Linked DNA regions of Homo sapiens: regions 1 and 2 are each linked to region 3. A link is a contact called in ENCODE Hi-C or POLR2A ChIA-PET data. All regions are on one chromosome and are shown on one strand. Each heading gives the region's core, a stretch centred on a gene start or an enhancer-like site at or near the end of the contact. The rest is flanking DNA. Distances are from core to core; before and after follow the strand shown. Region 1 has its middle 9.7 kb from the start of MSL1. Region 2 holds the start of ZPBP2 (zona pellucida binding protein 2). Region 3 holds the start of PSMB3 (proteasome 20S subunit beta 3).

The links. A loop is a pair of places that touch in the nucleus more often than their neighbours do. ChIA-PET counts read pairs that join two places held with the same protein, here RNA polymerase II (POLR2A). Pooled maps may share reads with other maps.
Region 1: a loop to region 3 is called in a map of HepG2, with 16 times the contacts of the local background. The contact joins the enhancer-like site here to the promoter of PSMB3 in region 3. A Hi-C loop is called at or near these places in 1 of 168 maps with a recorded cell type or tissue (HepG2) and 2 of 50 pooled maps. POLR2A ChIA-PET finds 5 or more read pairs at or near these places in 2 of 52 experiments (RWPE1 and activated CD4-positive, alpha-beta T cell).
Region 2: a loop to region 3 is called in a map with no recorded cell type, with 7 times the contacts of the local background. The contact joins the promoter of ZPBP2 here to the promoter of PSMB3 in region 3. A Hi-C loop is called at or near these places in 1 of 37 single-sample maps with no recorded cell type and 2 of 50 pooled maps. POLR2A ChIA-PET finds 5 or more read pairs at or near these places in 1 of 52 experiments (OCI-LY7).

What each region holds. Positions count from the first base shown.
Region 1 is chr17:40,110,526-40,114,044 of GRCh38, reverse strand. No RefSeq gene overlaps it. Among named protein-coding and RNA genes, the nearest start is that of MSL1, 9.7 kb to the left of the region's middle. RefSeq lists enhancers at 1-183, 214-273, 294-513, 2,970-3,519. Within about 2 kb of position 2,229, at least 33 of the 41 ENCODE cell types and tissues checked have a DNase peak (open chromatin) inside an H3K27ac peak, as active enhancers do.
Region 2 is chr17:39,865,740-39,869,451 of GRCh38, reverse strand. ZPBP2 (zona pellucida binding protein 2) reads right to left here and starts at 1,250. Exons shown (of 8, transcript NM_199321.3): 1 at 1,046-1,250; 2 at 838-903. The coding sequence starts at 1,097. RefSeq lists enhancers at 1,891-1,970, 2,211-2,430 and a silencer at 1,981-2,196.
Region 3 is chr17:38,750,682-38,754,310 of GRCh38, reverse strand. PSMB3 (proteasome 20S subunit beta 3) reads right to left here and starts at 1,570. Exons shown (of 6, transcript NM_002795.4): 1 at 1,482-1,570; 2 at 977-1,161. The coding sequence starts at 1,484. TRN-GTT2-5 (tRNA-Asn (anticodon GTT) 2-5) reads left to right here and starts at 2,457; the gene lies at 2,457-2,530. LOC100287808 (a long non-coding RNA gene) reads right to left here. Exons shown (of 1, transcript NR_149004.1): 1 at 2,559-3,629.

The DNA.
Region 1 (3,519 bases), core at 980-3,479, 1.4 Mb before region 3:
GAATGCCTATGTCGTGGAAAGAGGATGCAGCAAGACTTTTCACTTGACTGGGCTTGGTTTTCCCAGACCAAAAAATAAAATGGAAATAAATCATCTTTAAGGTCCCTTGCAGCTTTATGACTGTATAAAGCTACGTTTTCCAGCTAACAGTGGGGCAGAAGTAGGTAGAAAAAAGAGGAGACTTGTTTTGGCCACTCCCCAGGGAAAGAGGATTCATCTGGGTGGTTTCCTGAAGCTCTCGGAAAGGTAAATAGAGACTGGAGTTGTGTGACTGGTATTACCCCAGTCCTGTGACACTGAAAGGACACCACAGTTGGAGAGGCCACCTTTGCCTTCTCCGGGAGGATGGGGGATGGGAAGCCAGCGTGGAGCCACAGAGGCTTCCAGCTCCGCAGCCTGGCCTGGCTCAGCTCTTTCTGGCAGAAACCATGTCCTGCGTTCCAGGCTTCCGCGAGCAGGATGCTAGTGTGCTGCTCTCCTGCTCCCCTCTGCGGGGGCCTCTCAGAGGGTAGGACACACCCTCCTTGCCTTTTTTTTTTCCCCCTATTAAAAATCACAACTCAAATTTGGGTATTTTTCTCCCTCTGCTAGCCCCGCCAAAACTTTCAGCGCGTTCCGCCCACTCCACGTGGACCTCCCTTCCCTGTCCCAGCAGCCCCTGCGAGAACCCTCACCCCAACATGTGACCAATTGTTATGTTTCCTTCCTGGAGCTCGCTTTCAGCTGGCACCAGCTAACGACTGAACAAAAGTGCCCCCTTCAGGGTGAATGTGGGGCAGCAGCTTGAGAGGAGGAAAGCTGATGAGGGCTCAGGTACAATAGGGGAATGCAGCTGCCTCTGTTTAAAATGATTTCATATCTACATAGCTCCCTGGCTAAGGATTACACAATCAAACGATGAGACAAATGCAAGAGAAGGATGTCATCAAATAAAATTACTTGGGGGTGGAGTTGAATAAAATTTTAATTTCCAGCTGCAAAGTTGGTTACCTCTACTCCAACTCCATTTCCCGTTGAGTTCTTCATGATGTTGGCAGAGCACTCAGATCCTCCCATTCCAGACAAGAGCCAAGAATGCCCTAATTATGGGCTGGGTGATGGGAACAGGGCCTCCTCTGGGTGGGTGAGCTGCTTTTTGCTCACTACCACTACCCGCTTCCCCAGCAACACTCTAGTTGTCTCTTTAAGAGCTCGGACTCCTCAAGCTGACATAGTTTCCAAAATGGAATCTCTCCCTCTCTCAGCACTGGGGAACATTTTCCCTGGATGGGAAGAGCCCCAGGAGATCATGTTGGAGGAAGGAGGAGTAGGGCGGGGCAGCAAAAATTAGTCCAGTGGGAAGCCTTGGTACATGGAACAAGGGGGCTAACCAGGGAAAGTTAGAAAATAGGTCAAAGGAAGCCATGCAGAGGGAACTAGTTTCCTTGGAAAAATTTCTAAGCTTTGTCCATTTTTCACCTCACTCCTATCCCCTACAGGAGATGTGGGATTGGGGGATTGGGTAGGGAACTGGGGGTGAGGGAACATTCAAGGTTGGAGGCTGACTTGGGGAAGGAGTTGTGGGCAAGGCTCAGAGGAGGAAAACTAGGACTAAGTAGTGCAGGTAGGGAGGGGTAAATTTAAAATCAGAATTATTGTGGGGCCATTTCTCCCTCCAAGGTCATAGGGGTCATGGACAGTGAATGGTCCAGAAGCTACAAGCCGGGGAGCCCTAGGAGGGGGATCTCAGTAGCCAGGAAGCACACTACCCAGGGGCATGTTAAACAGTAATTTATGGAAGACAATGGAAGTAGTCCTGGGGCACCTATTTTTCCGTGTGTGTATTTCAACTTTTATTTTAGATTCAGGGGGTACATATGCAGGTTTGTTACAAGGGTATATTGTGTAATGGTGAAGTTTGGGGTATGACTGAACCTGTCACCCAGGTAGTGAGCATAGTACCAATAGGTAGTTTTTCAATCCTTGCTGGGGCACGTGTTTTCAAGGGAAACAGCCCAAAAGCGATCAAACTAGAATGTTGAGGACTCTAGCCAGGACATTTGCTCTCCTATAACTCAGCATCTGTCAGCGCTCCCATTACCAGGTGCTATTTCCAGAGTCCTGGGCTTAGGGAGAGGGAAAGGGAGGGGCGGAGGTGGAGAGGCAGAGGGAGACCCGATGGGCTCCTCCCCCAGCACAACTGCAATTCCAGCTTTTAGCCACTCAGGGGCTCCCAAGCTCAACCACAGCCCCTGCGTAAGGAGGGAGATTGAGTTAACAAGCCTCCAGAGGACACCTTGGGTCATCAGGGATGACCCTGAGCAGAAGGGTGACCCAGAAGTCATGTGCTCTGAAGCTGCAAGTCCTTCACAAGCCAATGAGTCCAGCCTCAACCTTTCTCTCTAAAAGGGACTCAGGGCACTGAGAACTCACTCCCCACCTCTTACCCTCACCCCCTTCTTTGTGGTCATTTCCTCCCCCGCGTGTTTCCTTCCCCTCCCCCATCCTCGTGGTGGGAACCATCCCCCAGCCTGTCAGAGTCCTGAGGAATGTTTTTGCCTTGACTGGGCGCCAAGCTGTGGACTTCCTGGGCTTTGGGGTGGGACTTGGCCAAGGGGAAGCCCTTTGGACCCAAGAGCCACTCAGTTCTGCACAGCCTGCCGGCTTTCTCTCTCTCTCTGCTAAGCAAAAGGCTCATCCATCACTTTGTGTCACGACTGCCTCATTTCCTCCCCCCACAATAGGATTTCCTTGCCAGGGCAAATCACACAATCTGGAAGCAGTGGTCATCCTAAACACTGTGGCTTATAGTGGGAGAGAGGGAAAGCACCTATTTCAGAAGCTGCCTTCTCTGTTCCAGAAGGCTGGTAGCTGGAAGGAGGGATTCAGTTGCCAGGGTCCTGAGGTAAGGACTTTGTAAATGGTAATTAATCTTGAGGGCTCCTTCTGGATCCTTCTCAGAACCATTGAGTCTAAAGAAATACAGGGTCTCTATATTATAGTTAAGCCTGGGAGTACGTGGATTTCTGCATATCTGACTTTTACCCAGCCTTCGTTTCCCTGAAATAAATCAGCTGAAATCCGAACTCATTCTTCCACATCATCTTTCCAGTCCCCTGCAGCAGACCAGTGTAGGTTCAGCAAGAACAGGGAGCAGGCAGAAACCACTCCCAAATCTCATTAATAGAGACTGGGCCTGTCAGGGACCACTGGCTCCTCTCCAAGGGGTCACTGCTCAGGTGTTTTTGCATTTGATCTCTTCTGATCTCTTGTCCATAAAAAGCCCTCAAATGACAAAGTGAGAACATAGTCCTATGGCATCCCCTGCCTCAGGGTCCAGTCCCTCAATGCCACTTTTGCAGCCTGTCTGCCTGATGTCATCATCTGTAGACCTGTGCCAGATTCCCAGGTTCCTATCTTGAAATCTCAGCCCCCGCACCCAGGGCCTAGGGGAGAGCCAATGTAGGTCACTGCAGTTGAGCCTGCAGGGCTGTCTGCTCCTTGAGCCCAGAGCCTTTCAGGCACAGAGAGAAAGCCTTG
Region 2 (3,712 bases), core at 1-2,500, 1.1 Mb before region 3:
GCCTGGGTGACAGAGTGAGACTGTCAAAAAAAAAAAAAAAAAAAAAGAAGGAAGGAAGGAAAGAAAGAAAGAAAGATAGATGATCATGATCACCCTAAGGGAAACCTGATGTTTAACTGTAAATTTTCTCCATTGGGAACAATAATTAAGCCTATCTGGGCATATTAGGAAGATGTGTGATTACTTCTTGTTTCTGGTTTGGTGGACAGAACGATGGTATGCTTGGAATCACTGCAACCCAGAAAGATATTAATTTTAAAGCCTACTGAATGCCAGGCTCATAAAGACAACGTCCTACAATTTGGTTGGGGGTCGGGGAGAGAACTCAAACACAGAAGGAGTCTAAACATGACAAATTCTATCAACTGGCTCAATTTATCTAAAATTAGCTGTGTAACTAATTTTCCTTGGGAAAGTTTCACTGCAGAGATAAAGGACATTTGAGCTGAGCCCTGAAGGATGCGTGGGAGTTTTTCCAGTTAATAAGGGGAGGATTAAAGATATTCCAAACAGAAGGCCTTGGAAATCACTCCTTTGCGTGGGTTTCCCGCGTTGCAAAGCAGCAGAGACACCTGGAAGTGAGATGGCATCTGAGAGAGAGATCTGGAATAAATCCCAGCCCTTTGTGAGCTGTAAGGCTTTAAAGCAAGGCGACACAATAGGGATCGCTGTAAGGATGAAAAAATGCGACCGTCGTGAACTGCCAAGCAGATGCTTAGTATAATAGATGCTCAATAAACGCTGGCTCGTTCCCCTTCTCTCCAGGAAGCTCTTCCGGGAAGAGCTTCGCAGTTCCGGCCCCTCCAATGGGCCCGCGTGTGCAGAGGCCCTTATTACCTGGCTGTCCTGTCTTGCCATAAATGAAGCCCTTCTTATTGAATAAGGTAAAACGCGGGCATTGGACTGCGGAGGAAATAAAACACTGACTTTTAGTTAGAAGAGGAGCAGGGTTCAGAGTCGGGCAGGGCAGGGCGAGGCGAAGGAGGCAGGACCGGGAAGCTCGGGCAGAGGGAGAGGCCTGGGGACCGGGTGGAGGGAGCCCCACCTCCTGTGAGGCACCAGAGCACCGCGGAGAGTAGGACGCACGTTCGCATCATCGCTCAGGGGCTGGCGTCGCAGGAGGCGTCGAGGGACAGACTCCCTCCTACCTCAGCCCTGGCCCAACACCTCCCCACCTCCTCCACAGTGCGGAGCAGAACGCCGGGGTCGCCTCCCCTACCCGTCCGTCGCAACGGCGGGAGCGGACGCGCAGGAGAACGCGTGCGTGCTTCGATTCTCGCGCGCGGGGGCGGGGCGACGGCGCTGCAGGCGATCGCCAGATCCTCTGGCGCCCACGCGGCAGCAGGCATGCGAACTTTTCGCGCCTCGCGTCCGGCGCCATTTTCCCGCGCTCCTGGCCCCTTGCTCTCTGAGCGGAGCGGAAGGCAGGAAGAGAATAAAGGAAAAGAAGCCACGGTGTCGCGTTCCGGGGATTCCCCAGTCTAGGGGCCGAAGGGATCAAGGAGAGAACACCGCGAGGTCCCAAGGACCGTGGTGGGGTAGGGCGGCTAGGGGATGCGATGAGGAATCCCCTAGGAAGGGGACCTGAGGAAGGCAGAGACTTGTGACAATTTCCTCCTCACGTGAAGCAGAAAGGCCCGCGTGGGGATTTCCTACGCCTCTCTTCTCATGAACGCTGAAACTGGGTGTCGAATCTCTTTCAAACTGACACGCGATTTTTACCTAATTGCATTCTTTACCAGCAAGACCAAGACCCAGAAGAGCCACTACTGAGCCAAGAAGGCGCTTCCGGGCCTTCCCACTCTAGAGGAACGTTGAATCTTCATTTTCACTTCAAGTATGAGGCGATGTGAGAGACCTCCCCCAGTGCAAACGTATCTAGGTTGATGAAGTGACCTTGCTTTAAAAATGGGCCCAATTGTAAGGCCCATTGGCCTTTTCTGTAGGGATGGAGCCCGATTGGCCTTTTCTGTAGGGATGGATGACTAGTCAAGATCGGGGAGCTCCAAAGGGGATCATGCCCGCGTCTTTGATGGTTCCTTCTTGGCTACTAGTTTGGTGGCCCGAAAGGCCCTGTGTGTTGTCTGTTTCTTAGCAGCGGGACACCACTCTCAGTAGTGGTTTTGAGTAGGCTGGTTAGTAGAGAGAGCCCAAGGTTCAGACAGGGTGCAGAATGGTTATTTTGGGTGAGATCAAGAGTTTTCGGTTTTATTTCCTTTGAGCCGAGTCAGTACTTGGACTCTCTCATATGGTCCAGGAGCAAACTTTGTCAGTAATTTCATTTTTAGTCACTGTTAATTTTACCTATATAGCATAAGCCATGAAATGTGACTCAGTGAGTCAGATCCACCCATTTTCAGTTACCATGTCTGGATACATGGTCTGGTCTCAACTGTTCTCTTCTTAAGGTGATGATAATGAAGACAGATTTAGGCATTATCTTTGATTCCCTACAAGTTCTTCATTCCAGTTTTAGTCAAAGTACATTATATATCCACAGTGTGTTTTATTGACTTTTTGGTTACTGTAAGTAATTGATAGTTGTAAATCCTGTGTGATAAACTAAATCCTATGAGAGGAGACTTAACCAAATGAGTAATAGTTGTCAAAAGTACCCATCCACTCTTTTTATATAAACTTTTTATTTTAGAAGAGTTTTAGATTTGCAGAAAATTTGCAAAAACAGTACAGAGAGTTTTTACATACTCCCTCCCGATTTTCCCTATTATTGACATCTTACATTGGTATGGTACATTTCTTACAATTAATGAACGGATATTGATATATTACTATTAACTGAAGTCCAAACTTTATTCAGATTTCCTTAGTTTTTTACTCAATGTCCTCCCTACCTCGTTTGTTTTTTTGCTCCAGGATCTCATGCGGGATCCCACATTACCTATAGTCATCGTATCTCCTTAGATTCCCCTTGGCTGTGTCAGACTTTTCTTGTGTTTGAAGGTCTTGACCTGGCTTTAATTGGTGAGGTATTTTGTAGAATGCCTCTCTACTGGAATTTGGTGTCTTTCTCCATATTAGACTAGAATTATGGATTCTTAGGAGGAAGATTACAGAGATAAAATGACATTCTCATCACATCATATCAAGGGGACATACTATCAACATGCCTTATCACTTGATGTTAACCTTGGTCTGCTGGCTGAGGTACTGTTTGTCAGGTTTCTCCACTGTCAACTTATTCCCCTGCTTTCATACTATACTCTTCGGAAGGAAGTCACTTTGTGCACCCACACTTAAAGAGTGGGGATTTATGCTGCATCTCCTTGAAGGTGGAGTAGCTACATAAGTTATTTTACCAATTCACTTTTAATCCCCTTAGGTATCACTCTCGGGAGTCCGAAATACTCAGTATTGAACTATTTACAGAGTACTAACACGTTCCACTGTCAAATATACAGAAGAACATTGTAATGGAAAATCATAAAGTTTCCTTACAACTTTTTTTTTTTTTTTTTGAGACGAAGTCTCACTCTGTTGCCCAGGCTGGAGTTCAGTGGCAAGATCTCGGCTCACTGCAACCTCTGCCTGCTGGGTTCAAGCGATTCTCCTGCCTCAGCCTCCTGAGTAGCTAGGATTAGAGGCATGCGCCACCACGCCCAGCTAATTTTTGTATTTTTAGTAGAGACAGTATTTTGCCATGTTGGCCAGGCTGGTCTCGAACTCCTGACCTCGTGATCCACCTGCCTTGGCC
Region 3 (3,629 bases), core at 321-2,820:
TTTAGTAGAGACAGCGTTTCACCATGTTGGCCAGGCTGGTCTGGAACTCCTGATCTCAAGATATCCGCCCACCTCAGCCTCCCAAAGTGTTGGGATTACAGGTGTGAGCCACCGCGCCCAGCCGAAATGAGAACATTTTCTGACAGGCATCCACCCACGCTTGTGAGCTAGTCTCTCCACCTTCTAGGAAACAAATCCAGGACCTGCTGCTCCTCAGGCACCAGTACCCTGCAGGACCTGCCCCCTGTGACCACGTATTCCCTCCTGAAAACCTATCACCGTTCTTTTCCTCTCTTATTCTTCTCTGGCTTCTCTTCGCCCCTCACTGCTAAATGTAACGTTCAGCTCTCAAACTGCCGCTCATTATTTCCCTCCCTACAGACTTTGTCTCTCCAGAATCTGCTCCCATAGATTTGGCACATTGCCAATGCTTCCCCAACCCTGAGATGTAATAACAAAACCCCAACTGCTTGCAAGATGTTTCTATTGGGCTTGTCTTGTCTGCTCAAAATTGTTGTCAAAATCAAAGTCAGGCCAGGTGTGGTGGCTCATGCCTGTAATCCCAGCACTTTGGGAGGCTGAGGCAGGTGGATCACTTGAGGTCAGGAGTTCGAAACTAGCCTGGCCAACATGGTGAAACCCTGTCTCTACTAAAAATACAAAAATTAGCCAGGCATGGTGGTGCGCGCCTGTAGTCCCAGCTACTTAGGAGGCTGAGGCACGAGAATCGCTTGAGCCTGGGAGGTGGAGGTTGCAGTGAGCTGAGATCATGCCACTGAGCTCCAGCCTGGGTGACAGAGCAAGTCCCTGTCTAAAAAAAAAAAAAAGAAAGGGAAGGACATGTTTTTTGGAGGCGGCAAAGTCTCAAACTCACTGGTGGTGTGTGGTAGATGACTGACACCTTGGCCGGTCAAGACGCCGGGGTTGGATGGTCCAAGAAGAGGCCTGGGTGTGGGCGGGGACCCTTGAAACTTACACTGTCTGGACGTCAGTGGCGAGCCCGGCCAGACCGATGTACAGCCGGTCACCCATGGGAAAGATCTTCTGGAAGTCCGTGGTCACCATCTGGGCCTGGATCCCGAAGCGCCTGTCTGCAGCGATGGCCACACAGTTCTTCCCCTTCATGGCCATGACGGCCCCTCCGTTATAGGACATAATAGACTAGGACAGACAGAGCGGAGGGGTCAGCGCGGGGGGTCAAACGCTGCCACAGCCCCCGGCCCAGCTCCTGATGCGGAGGCTCCTGTACGCCCGTTCTCCATTCCGGAGGCGTCTGAACCCCTGGTTCTCCAGCTGGGATGAGCACTGTGTGGCGGCAATGAGCCGCACTCACCCTCTTGGTCCTCACCGGGGCCCGCTCCCCTCGAACTGAAACCGCTTCCTTCCATCGACCCTAGGCCCTTTTCGTCCCCAAGCCTCTCCTGACCCCCTCCGCTTCTCAATCCTTCCCCATGCCCCTTTGCTTTAACTCCCCATCTCACCATGATTGCGGTGTACTAGGATCCCTCGATCGCCAGAGCAATTCCAGTAAACCGGGTCTAGCCTTCACTGCGCAACCGCTCTCACTGCTGTCTCTTCATTGGCTGATAGGCGGACTCTTCCTGGACATCTGGGCTTTCTATTGGTCACACGTCCCTGTCGGTCACCAGTACAGGTAGTTTGGTTGCAAAGTCAAAACGGAGGCGGGAAAAGCGGAAGTGAAAAGTCACTGTGGCTGCGGAAGAGACTTGCGACACGGTGCATAGTGGGATCTCGGCGGACCTGGACTCGGGACCTCAGGGACTGGGGGCGGAGCCTGCGCGCACGTGGGCTGGTGAAACTGGGTTTAGGAAGCTGCGGCCCCAGCTGAAGGGGCACCGTGACGCTTATCAACGTGATGTATGAGTTCGTCGTATTAGTCGTGCTAGCTTATTTATTCACTCCAGAAATCCTGCGTTTACTGTGTACCAGGCACTTGCCTAGGCTCGGAATATTCACTGGCCCACAACAGTGCCTAGTATATAGGAGGCGCCCATTAAATGGAAATTTAATGATGCAGGTGGGAAGGGGAAGGCGTCGCGTGTAGGCGTCGCGGGTATTTTGCGGCTGCAGGGGTTCAGCTGTGAAAGGGAGTTTGGAAGCCGAAGCTTGTTCTGATTTGGGGGACTTCCTGCGGCCCGACTTCACGTATCCTCAATCTCAGGTCACCCTAAAAAGGGACGTTCCGCGCCTCTCCACGTTTGAGGTAGAACCTGAGGATAGCCAGAGTCGACCTCTCGCCGTTCCAATGGAGGAAGGGCGTGCACGTCCCGCGTCCTCTCCTCCCAAGCTCTTTCGCCTCCCTCCCCCATCAGGATCCTTCCCTTTCTCCCCCGGGTTCCACTTATTTCGCCCGATGGCGGCATCTCTTACGGCGTCTGCGCCGTCCAGGCTCGCTCCCATTGACTCGGCTCACTACTACGCCGGTAGTCGACTCGGTCTCTGTGGCGCAATCGGTTAGCGCGTTCGGCTGTTAACCGAAAGGTTGGTGGTTCGAGCCCACCCAGGGACGCTATGACCTTTTTTTTTTTTTTTTTTGTCTTTTGGGTTTTTTTTTTCTCCCCGGAAGATAAAAACCTAAGCCTTTTACTCAAAAGCCAAATTTTGCATTGAAATGGCAGCAGCAATACTTTTTCTAGGAGAATCACTGTTCTTGAAAATTCTTTGCTGCTCAGTCAATAATGGGATAATTTCTCCAGCACTTCCCTCCACACCCCCCCAACCCGCCTCCAAGCTAGATCGCAGGAAACCTAAAGACACAGGTTTTTGTCTCACTGTGCATGCAACACGTTTCAGGATGCATTTTTTCATAGGATTAAGAATGAATTTACAGTGGAGGTTCGACAGTTTTCTATTGTCTGCCTCAATCGATATTACAGTCTCCAAATACTACATTTGGAAGGGAAGAGAATGAGAGAGACACAGAGAGAGAAACAAGTATGAAGAGAAACAAAGGTGAGAAAGGGAGAACATTGTTGTGATACAGGGAAAGAAGGGACGTGACAGAACTAGGCAGGGTGGGTAGGGGAAGACCTCAAGACAATGGAGAGTGGGAAAATAGACGCATTTAATATTAGAAGCATCAGAAAAAAAGGAAAACAACACATTTTTTCCCCCTAGAACTACACAGGGAGGTGGGGGAGGAAGATGGGGAAATAGAAGGAGAAACTGACTAAGGACCTTGTTTGGGGGAGATAAAAGGTATAAAGGACACAGAGGTAAAGACGTTCCGGAAAGCTCTAGAGGAGCCGCCCTCTCCTGTCTCGTCACCATTTTTAAAGGGATCTGATCCTCGCAATAGCTCTTGGTATATGCTGGAGGTAATTGCCTAGATTTCCCGCGTTCCTGTCCTCTGCGAGTCTCTGGCTTGTGACAGCCACTGTGACTCTTCTGATGCACTTGTCAGCTAGAGGACCGCGTGAGATGCAAACACAAAATCAAGGGGCGCCTAATGTCTGACGAGGCGCATTCCTGGGCGCAGTGGGAGCCTCGACCTTTGTGGAGGAGAATGTGCAAAGCACTCTTGAGCAGTTCTCATAGACACTTGGTCTCTGCAGATTCGGCTCAAAGGAGGCCTCTTCTGGAAGCCCACCCCAGTACTCACCCACCCT